Regions from separate parts of the Homo sapiens genome. Here region 2 is linked to region 1. The links are chromatin contacts, found by Hi-C or POLR2A ChIA-PET in ENCODE. All regions are on one chromosome and are shown on one strand. Each heading gives the region's core, a stretch centred on a gene start or an enhancer-like site at or near the end of the contact. The rest is flanking DNA. Distances are from core to core; before and after follow the strand shown.

What was found. A loop is a pair of places that touch in the nucleus more often than their neighbours do. ChIA-PET counts read pairs that join two places held with the same protein, here RNA polymerase II (POLR2A). Pooled maps may share reads with other maps.
Region 2: a map of CD8-positive, alpha-beta T cell shows a loop between it and region 1 (8-fold over the local background). The contact joins the enhancer-like site here to the promoter of LINC01426 in region 1. A Hi-C loop is called at or near these places in 2 of 168 maps with a recorded cell type or tissue (CD4-positive, alpha-beta memory T cell and CD8-positive, alpha-beta T cell), 1 of 37 single-sample maps with no recorded cell type and 14 of 50 pooled maps. POLR2A ChIA-PET finds 5 or more read pairs at or near these places in 1 of 52 experiments (activated T-cell).

Annotation. Positions count from the first base shown.
Region 1 is chr21:34,744,294-34,749,352 of GRCh38, reverse strand. LINC01426 (long intergenic non-protein coding RNA 1426) reads right to left here and starts at 3,528. Exons shown (of 3, transcript NR_038885.1): 1 at 3,337-3,528. RefSeq lists enhancers at 2,147-2,441, 2,648-3,147, 3,148-3,649.
Region 2 is chr21:36,112,409-36,117,843 of GRCh38, reverse strand. All of the region lies in intron 1 of CBR1-AS1 (CBR1 antisense RNA 1), which reads left to right. Among named protein-coding and RNA genes, the nearest start is that of CBR1-AS1, 12 kb to the left of the region's middle. RefSeq lists enhancers at 3,609-3,668, 4,006-4,518, 4,660-4,759, 4,800-4,929. Within about 2 kb of position 4,068, at least 27 of the 41 ENCODE cell types and tissues checked have a DNase peak (open chromatin) inside an H3K27ac peak, as active enhancers do; they include CD8-positive, alpha-beta T cell, where a contact is called at or near this core.

The DNA of each region.
Region 1 (5,059 bases), core at 2,279-4,778:
GACACATGGTACAATGTTTCAGAAGAGCATTGGATTCTGCTTATCTAAAAATGTTTTCATGGGCATCCTTTAACCCAGCATTTTCACTTGTAGAATTTTATCCTGGGGAAAGAATCCAACAGATGTATAAAGATACTTTTTCCAGAATGATTATCACTTCAGTGCTAATAACAGCAAAAAATTTGAAGCACCTAAATAAGCGACAATGGAGGGCTGATTAAACAAATTTTGCAACATGTATGAGTCAAAGTTTATTAAGCACCCATTTAAAAAGATGGAAGTGAATATTTAACAGAATGGAGAACACGGCACGTGAAGAGAAAGGTCACAAAACAATGTGCTCTTCATAATTTTTACTTCAAAGTAGGTATGGGTGTATATGTGTGTGTGTAGAGATTTATATAGCTGATGAACATCAGTCAAAGGGGACCATTTTTCTGTCTGAATGGTGGATGATGGGTGATGTTAATTTTGTTCTTGGTACTTCTCACTATTTTTTTAATTTTCTATTAATAGAAAACCTGGTAGCCCTTAAAGAAAATACACTGTTCTCATAGGCAATAGAGGTTTAAATGAAGAAAATCCCAGAAAGCAGTGTTCTTTCCTGCTGAGTTTAGCGTTCAACATAAACAAAAAACTGATAGCCCCCTGGCAGGATTATGTAGGGTTGGACAGAACGATGGGTGAAAACGTCTGGCGTGAGATAGACAAGTTGGCCAAGGTGGTTGTTCTCTGAGATCTCCCTAATGACACCACACACACACACACACACACACACACACACACACACACACAGTGCCTCTTGCTACACCACACTGATCTAATCCAATCCAGTCTCTTGGGAGTTTGAGATTAGACAGACACCAAGAGTTGAGACTGGGGCATGGGAAGGCAGGTCCCCGAGAGAGGGACACCTGGCCACAGAAGGGCCAACTCAGTGCCCCAAGGTCACCTCTGAGCCCATGAAATGCGTCTCCTTCCAGTACTTCCCACTTTTAGTTACACCGAGATTAAACTGATAAACCAGAATCCATTTCTGTGGTTTGTAACCAAAAGAGCCTCACCGGTGCCCAACCGCTTTGAAGAAGTTAGACTCCTTTCCCAGCTTTGTCCATTTCTTCCCCGGCACATCTGTTCTCTCAGCAAGCGAGGCTGGAAGACACACCATTGGCAGAGCACTGTGCTCAGCGCCTTTTAGACTTTCACGTGGAGTAATATCACGTCGAGGTCTTGCCGTTGAGGTTGTCGTAATGCAGCTACAGGAGTTGTGTGGGCTCTTTAAAAATGACATGAAGCAGGGCACAGTGGCTTACGCCTATAACCCAGCACATAGGGAGGCCAAGGCAGGCAGATCACTTGAGGTCAGGAGTTCGAGACCAACTGGCCAACATGGTGAAACAGCGTCTCCACTAAAAATACGAAAAGTATCTGGGTGCGGTGGTGGGTGCCTGTAACGTCAACTACTCAAGGGGCTGTGGCAGGAGAATCACTTGAACCCAGGAGGCGGAGGTTGCAGTGAGCCGAGATCATGCCACTGCACTCCAGCCTGGGTGACAGAGTGAGACTCTCTCTCTGAAAAAAAAAAAAAAAAATGACATGAAACTGACTCATCAGAGCTCCATCAGGCCACGGGCTACAAATGTGGCTGGGCCACGTAGACAGAAAGACACACGGCCCTGGTGTAGGAGAGGAAAACACACTGTTTTCAGGGAGGTGGAATTAGGGGTTTCCCTGTCCCTTCTCTCTCAAAGCCTTTTCCAATGAATCTAGAATTTTTAGTTTCTTAATAATGTTCCTGTTGCTCTTCCATCTGGATGCAAAGGAGATCTATTCACGACATCTCCAAGAATGAACTCCATAAGAGCAGCAGAGTGGTCAAGGCCTACTTTCCCAGGGGTTCATTTTCTTTTTGCCTTTTTTTTTTTTTTTGAGACAGAGTTTCACTCTTGTTGCCCAGGCTGGAGTGCAGTGGCACAATCTTAGCTCACTGCAACCTCTGCCTCCTGGGTTCAAGGAATTATCCTGCCTCAGCCTCCCAAGTAGCTGGGATTACAGGTATCCACCACCATGCCCGGCAATTTTTTTTTTTTTTAAGTAGAGACAGAGTTTCACCATGTTGGCCAGGCTGGCCTTGAACTCCTGACCTCAGGTGATCCACTCGCCTCGGCCTCCCAAAGTGCTGGGATCACAGGCGTGAGCCACCGTGCCCGACCAAGGTTCATTTTCAATGCTGTTGACACGAAGGCTAAGATCACAGGGGAGGTCACAATTTTAGGATCTCAGCTTTTAGAATGCTGTCTTTTTAACCCCTTCAGCATTTCCATCTTATTGGAAAAGGGCAGGCAGGAGGGCAGATGGGAGGGAGGGAGGCAGTTGGGCTTTCTTCCTGTCCAGGGGCCAGCTCTGCCTTCCTGGTCCTCACTCCCAGCCCCACTCCTTCCTTCCCCTGTTCTGTGCCTCTCCTATCTACTCCTTCCACATCCCTAGCCACCTCACAGGCTCTTCATGGGGCTCAAGTGAGATAATGCAGGGTGTGAAATTCTTTGTCAATGAACGCATCAACTCTACGTTCCATTTGCTGTCATTATCTCCTGTATCTTTGTTCCACTTGTGCAGGTGATTTGTCCCCCCGCCAGTCCCCGTCCCCTCACCCCCAGTTTCATGGATAAGGACCAGCTGTAGACTCTGCCAGGCCCTGGGCAGTGTTGGTATCGTGCTTGGAGGTGCTGCTCAGTTATGCAACCCACCCTCCTCCCCCAGCCAGAGCCACAAAGCCACTAGGGCACTGTACCAGTTTGTTTATTTATTTATTTTTGAGATGGAGTCTCCCTCTGTCACCCAGGCTGGAGTACAGTGGCACGACCTTGGCTCACCACAACATCCGCCTCCCAGGTTCAAGCGATTCTCCTGCCTCAGCCTCCCGAGTAGCTGGGATTACAGGCGCATGATGTCACGCCTGGCTAATTTTTGTATTTTCAGTAGAGTCGGGGTTTTACCATGTTGGTCAGGCTGGTCTCAAACTCCTGACCTCAGGTGATCCACCTGCCTTGGCCTCCCAAAGTGCTGGGATTACAGGTGTGAGCCTCTGCTCCCAGCCCCACCGTGTTTAGCTTGGTTAGGCACAGAGCCTTGCATGAACCAGCACCTCGGGGACCCCATGACGAGGTCAGAGCGGGTGAGAGGCACGCACCAGTGTGACTGAGCCACTCGCTGGGACTCTGGGGGCAGCGTGGTGGGGCTTGAGATCAAGGAAGTGCCTGCAAGTGGATTCAACGATGAGACACTTCCCCGGCCCACAGGGTGGAGGGGTTGGCTGGAGGGGTTGCCTGTACTTACCAGAGACGGTCCCCGAGCGAGCTTGATAAGCTGAAAGAGACGCTCAGGAGAGCCCTGACAGAGCTCCCCAGGCTGGAAAGGACAGAACTCCCCACCGGAACTTTCATTTTCAAAGTTCAGCACCTCAGTTAAGTAATTAATAGGTCTGGTCACGTTCACAGCTCTCCAAAAGAGACTGATGGAGCTCTGCTTTTCCTCCGGAAGTGCTTTCATGGCAAGCCCAGAGAAGCCCCCTAGGAGGCAGCCTGTCATCCAATAATCACTTCCTCTCTCAGGCCCAAATTCCAAATCAGCTCAGCAATGGGCAGGGCGGCCCTGAGCCACGTCCAGAGGTTGGGATTTGCTGACTCCTGGAGGATATTCTGAGTATAGCAAGTAAGTGAACTCGCACAAACAATGCGTTCAGCAATGGGAAGAAAACAGCTGTTTTTGTCCGAGAAGTGTCTGGCATACCCAAGACTTCTTAAAGAGAGGAAAATATTAACCTAGAGCATAACAACCCCTTTCTCTTTTCAGTCAAAACCTAGACAGACTGTGTTGATATTAAGTTAACAAGTTCCATGGGCTAATACCTTCCGAATGAAATGAGAGGGTTCTTAAATTAATAGATGAAAACTCCCCTTCATACATCAGAGAACTAAGGAAAGGTAATTGCCCCCAATATTTATTTTCGATTTGGAAAATCCAAAGCAAGAAGGCTTTGAAGAAGTCAAGATCTGATTATAATTCTAGGCTCGGTGCCAATGGGATAAATTATCTGGCAACTTTTTTTGCACAGTTATTGATTCTATTTGTCTCTGACGCCAAGCGCCCAGCATGGCACAAAGCCTCACAAAGTGCTCCGAAAAGGGTGTCATCCCCACACCGTTGATAAGGCTCAGAGTCTCTCCACGGCCATAATGCAACCCCCTCCTCCCCAGGGGGCTGTTGGCACCTCAACCCACTAAGGGATCAGGAAGTAGAGTTTGCCAGTGAGGAGCCTGGAGACTTCAAGCCTGTTTGGCCTTGGTGTTCTTGTGATTTAGTGCCCTGGACTGGCAGGTCTAGGGACTTTTTGCTCTAGACAAACTTTTTAAATAGGCCAGGTGCAGTGGCTCAAACCTGTAATCCCAGTGCTCTGGGAGGCTGAGGTGGGAGGGTTGCTTGATCCCAGGAGTTTGAGGCTGCAGTCAGCCATAATCACACCACTGCAGCCCAGCCTGGGAGACAGAAGAAGACCTTGTTTCAAAAAAAATTTTTTTAATAAATATAAATTTAAAAAATAAAAAATCCCAACACATGCACACACATACATGCACACACATACATGCACACACACACATGCACACACATACATATATATGCATGTGCAAAAGGTATGCCCAAGCTATACTCTCTTTATTTGAGTTTTAATTTACAGAAGTTTTCAACCTGGCCAGGCCTGGAATCATGGAGAATGGGCTGGGAATGGGTCTGCAGAGGTTCCCAAGGACATGTTTGAAAAGCATCCTCCACCTGGGAGAGCTGGGTCAGAATTAGCACACTCTAGGAGAGTTGGGGAACAGCTAAGAGCGGGGCACACCAGCTCGACTAACTGAGCCTGAGCCAGTGGGAAAGTCCTCATAGCAGTGGTCACTGGAGCACGAAACAGGGACATGGCTGGCTGGGGCTCCTTCCTCCGCCCCTCCCCAAGCACAGGTGGGCATGCCGTGGTGGGGCTGGGAAAAGGCCTATGGCCAGGGAA
Region 2 (5,435 bases), core at 2,819-5,318, 1.4 Mb before region 1:
AGGAAGGCTGGGATGGGCCTTTGATAGGCTTCGATTCAGGCATGAGTTGTAGTGCTGTTGGCTGTGAGCTCAGCATGAATGAGTTAACAATACAGTCCATCCAGAAAAAGGAAGAAGACTGCCAATCTGTGATGAAGCTATGGAGAAGTGGCTACATTTGTGGATTCCTGAGATGACGACCCATTTAACAAAACCAACCAAACATAGCAGACAGCACTGTGAAGCTGAAAGCCCAAGAAACTTCCAGTCACATGATACAGGATTAGAACATTGTTAAACCCTTCTCAGCCACTGCTGGTCAGCAAGCGTGTTTCAGAAGGTGACATGGAGTGAAAAACATCAAGTTGCAGGTGAGGCATGTTCTGCAGATCTGGAAGAATTTTTAAAATACCTGCTGAGTGATATTTTAAAAGAGTCCTGTGGAAGAACAGGTTTTCAATGCTAATGAAACTGGTTTGTTATGCAAGGAAGTTGGCAAATGAACCTGTACCACAAGTGGCATTTCAGTTTATAAAAATGTGGCCAGAGGCTCATAGGAACTTAACCCTGTATTTCCACTAGGAACAATAATTTAGTATTAACAGATTCAGTGTTTGCAATGACTTTATAGAACATAACTGTGGTGAATAATGAGAATCAGCTATTTCAGGCATAAAGCCTGATATTTAAAATATTAAATAATATAAAGCCTGATATTATAAATAAAAAAAATCAACTTCTTCAAAAAAATTAAAGACTTAGAAGTTTTGTATAGGCCAGGTATGGTAGCTCATGCTTGTAATCCCAACACTTTGGGAAGTTGAAGTAGGAGGATTGCTTGAACCCAGGAGTTTGAGACCAGTCTGGGCAGTAATAAGAGACTCTAACTCTAAAAAAATAAAATAAAATTACATGGGCGTGGTGGTGCACACCTGTAGTCCTAGCTACTTGAGAGGCTGAGGTGGGAGGATCCCTTGAGCCCTAGAGTTTGAGGGTGCAATGAGCTAGGATCACGCCACTGTACTCCAGCCTGGGTGACAGAGTGGGACCCTCAGTTAAAAAAAAGTTTTATATAAATTCAATGTCAATATCTTCTCCTGTATGTGTGTTTGTGTGTTTAATAACTGTATGTCGGGTGTGGTGGCTTACACTTGTAATCCTAGCACTTTGGGAGGCCGAGGCAGGTGGATTGCTTCAGTCTAGGAGTTTGAGACCAGCCTGGGTAACATGGTGAAACCCTGACTCTACCAAAAGAATACAAAAATTAGCCAAGTGTGGTAGTGCTTGCCTATGGTCCCAGCTACTTGGGAGGCTGAGGCAGGAGGATAGCTTGAGCCCAGGAGGTGGAGGCTGCAGTGAGCTGAGATCATTTCACTGCACTCCAGCCTTGGTGACAGAGAGAAAGCCTGTCTGAAAAAACTAACAAAACTATATAATATAAAGAATATAGGCCAGTCATGGTGGCTCACGCTTGTAATCCCAGCACTTTGGAAGGCTGAGGTGAGAAGATCGCTTGAGCCTAGGAGTTCCAGACCAGCCTGGGTAACATGTAAGACCTCGTCTCTACTAAAAATAAAAAATTAGCCAGGTGTGGTGGTGTGCACCAATGGTCCCAGGTACTTGGGAGGCTGAAGCTGCAGTGAGCCGTGATCATGCCACTGCATTCCAGCCTGGGCAATAGAATGAGAACTTGTCTCATTTAAAAAAAAAAAAGAAAGAAAAAGAAAGTATTATTAGTAACATTTTCCATCAAGGTCCAAGGTAAATGACCTCAGTACCTTCAATTCACTTCAGTGTGTTATATAAATATTAATATATTTGTGTGTGCTATGAGATGAGAATAATTGGGAAGTATGACATTACAGACTTATTTGTAACTTATTTATATGTCTCAAATAGCCCCGTGACCATCCTTAATAGAACGATTAAATACTCATATGATGAGATGCTATGCAGCCATTAAAAAGAATGAGGCAGCTCTAAATATTGTAAAAGGGAAGAGGCTTCAAAATGTATTAAGTGAGGAAAGGAGGTGGGACACGGTGGCCCATGCCTCTAATCCTAGAACTTTGGGAGCCTGAGGTGGGAGGATTGCTTAAGGCCAGAAGTTTAAGACCAGCCTTGGCAACATAGACCCCATCTCTACAAAAAATTTTTAAAAATTAGCTGAGGGTGGTGGTGCATATCTGTGGTCCCAGCTACTCCCGGGGCTGAGGCAGGAGGGTCGCTTGAGCCACAGAGTTTAAGGCTGCTGTAAGCCATTATTGCACCACTGCACTCAGTCTGGGCAACAAAGCAAGACCTTATCTTGAAAAAAAAAAAAAAAGAAGAAGAAGATGATGCTGGGTGCAGTGGAGGCTGAGGTGGGTGGATCACTTGAGGTCAGGAGTTCCGGACCAGCCTGGCCAATGTGGTGAAACCATGTCTCTACTAAAAATACAAAAAAAAAAAAAAAAAAAAAAAAAATCCAGGTGTGGTGCTGTGCATCTGTAATCCTAGCTACTTGGGAGTCTGAGGCAGGAGAATTGCTTGAACAGGTTGAACAGGGGAGGCAGAGATTGCAGTGAGCCGAGATCACGTCACTGCACTCCAGCCTGGGTGACAGAGTGAGTCTCCGTCAAAAAAAAAAAAAAAAAGGAAAGGAAGAAAGAAGGAAAGAAAAGGGTACTAGTGTATTTATTAGTTTTCTATTGTTGCTGTAGCAAATGTTCTCAAATTTAGGGGCTTAAGACACAAACTTATTACCTTCTGATTTTGGGGTAGGAAGTCTGACACAGGCCTCACCTGCCTGGGATCAAGGCGCCAGCAGGGCTGCACGCCTTTCCAGGGGGCTAAGGAGAGAATCAGTGTTTTTGTCACCTGCATTACGTGGCTTCCTCCATCTTCAGTACCAGCAACTTTGCGTCTCTCTAACCCCAAAGTCACATCTTCTTCTGACTACAGCCTGGGAAGGTTCTCAGCTTTAAGGATTTGTTTGATTACATAGGGCCCACCTGGATAATCTGCCTTCTCAAGGCCTTTAACTTGAATCAGCTGCCCCGTCCCTATTGCCGTATCACATATTTACTGATCCCAGGCATTAGGACACGGACACCTTGGTGAGGAGGCTTTATTCCGGCTACCGTGGTATGCTATTATTTGTATCAAAGTATTTGCTTACTTAGACTGTCTCTGGAAGGGGACATGGGAAGCTGGTAACAGCAGTTGCTTCTGGGGAGGACTGGGTAGCTGGGGGATGTGGAGGCTGACTTCCCACTGTATCTAGCTTTCGTTCATTTGGGTTTTTAATCAGTGTGCATATATTTACTTGAAAAAGTGAAGAATTGGCCAGGCACGGTGGCTCATGCCTGTAATCCCAGCACTTTGGGAGGCTGAGGTGGGTGGATCACTTGAGGCTGGGCGTTTGAGATCAGCCTGGCCAACATGGCAAAGCCCCATCTCTACAAAAAGTTGGCCAGGTGTGGTGGCACATGCCTGTCATCCCAGCTACTCAGGAGGGTGAGGCAGGAGAACTGCTTGAACCCCGGAGGTGGAGGTTGCAGTGAGCCAAGATTGCACAATTGCACTCCAGCCTGGGTGACAGAGGGAGACTCCATCTCAAAAAAAAAAAAAAAAAAAAGTAAAAGTGAAAGTTTACAGCTCTTAAGCTACATGGTGGTGGTTCATTGATGTGGTGTGTTTGCTTTCTTGCTAGTAGTGGAAGTTATCTGAGAGACCGGCAGCGAATCTGTACAGGTCTGCAGCAGCCTCAACTCTTCCTTCCTCAGAAGAAAAAAATAGATTGTCATAAGGCAGGAAAAGAGACCGAGGCAAGTTTTACAGCGGAGTGGAAATTGATGAAAAAGATTTAGAGCAGGAATGAAAGAAAGGAAAGTACACTTGGAAGAGGCTTAAGGGGGCACCTTGGAGGTCAAGTGCTCCGTTTGACCTTGGACCTAGGATTTTACATGCTGCCCTGCTTCCGGCGTCTTGCACCCCTTTCCCTTCATTCTTCCCTTAGGGTGAGCCACCCGCATGCGCAGTGACCTGATTGTGCTTGGGAGGCAAGCATGTTTACCGGAGTTACGTGTGTTTACTGGAGCTGCAGGCATGCTCACCTGAGTCGTTCTTCCCGTTTCCGGTGGAATGACCCCCTAGAAGGTTACCCCCCGCCATTTTGCCTCTGCGTGTGTGTGTGTGTGTGTGTGTGGGGGGGGGGGGGGGGTTGTTTTTTGTTTTTTGTTTTTTTTTGAGTCAGAGTTTCACTGTTAGTTGCCCAGGCTGGAGTGCAATGGTGCAATCTCGGCTCACTGCAACCTCTGCCTCCCAGGTTCAAGTGATTCTCCTGCCTCAGCCTCCTGAGTAGCTGGGACTACAGGCGCACGCCACCATGGCCGGCTCATTTTGGTACTTTTAGTAGAGATGGGGTTTTCACCATGTTGGCCAGGCTGGTCTCTAACTCCTCACCTCGTGATCCGTCTGCCTTGGTCTCCCAAAGTGTTGGGATTACAGGCATGAGCCACTGTGCCCGGCCGCCAGTGAAGTTTTTTTTAAGATGCTTAGTACTGTATTCCAGATACCCGAGAATGTTACAGTAGGTAGCTAGTGGGGCATGAGCAGGGCAGGAGACAGCTCCCCCCACACACCAGAAATGTCAGGCGACCATCACGTGATGGGCCGGAGGTTGTCATCCTGCCTCGCTAAAATGATAATTGGTTGCAGCTGGCACCAGGGAGCGGCCGTTTCCCAGTAGATAGAAACAACTGAAATTGGTAGTCCGCAGTTGCGCTCCAGCCTGGGCAACAAGAGCAAAACTCTGTCTCACACAGAAAAACAACCCCAAAACAACAGCAAAAAAAACCCACGAAAAAAAACCACCGGCTTCCAACCTCTACTGCCAACCACCATGACAGTCACTAGATGGCGCCCTTTCACTCTTTCTGGTACCGCTGGTCACAGGGCTTTCTCCTTGCCTGTGCCGTTCATGTTGAACCCAGCAAGTATGGGTGATAGGCAGGCTTCACTGATTTCTGTACACATGTGAAGGCTGTTTCCTCCTCTGTAAAATGAGGGTTATAATAGTACCAGCTCATTATGAGCTGTACTAAGACTAAACGAGAGTGTACATAAACGTCTCTAAAAAGAGCATACCTAGTAAATAATCATTGACTAATGTTAACTATGGACATTAATGTCTACCTTCCTGGTTAGAAAGTTTTCCCAGGCCTCTCTTCTTCCTATGAAAGGGCAACTCGACCCAACCTTAGGGGACCCTTTCCTAACACTATCTTAATTCTGTCCCAGCCTATCAGTCCTTAGATGCCGCAAACATTTGTTTCAGGTAAGCAACAACTGCATTTTGTCTGTTTAGCTTTGTAGGCAATATTTAAATTCCAGATCTACATTCTGATTTTCCCAAATGGGGCCAACTCCAAAAAAAAAACAAAGTTTGTACCAAATGAAGTTAAGTTACATGA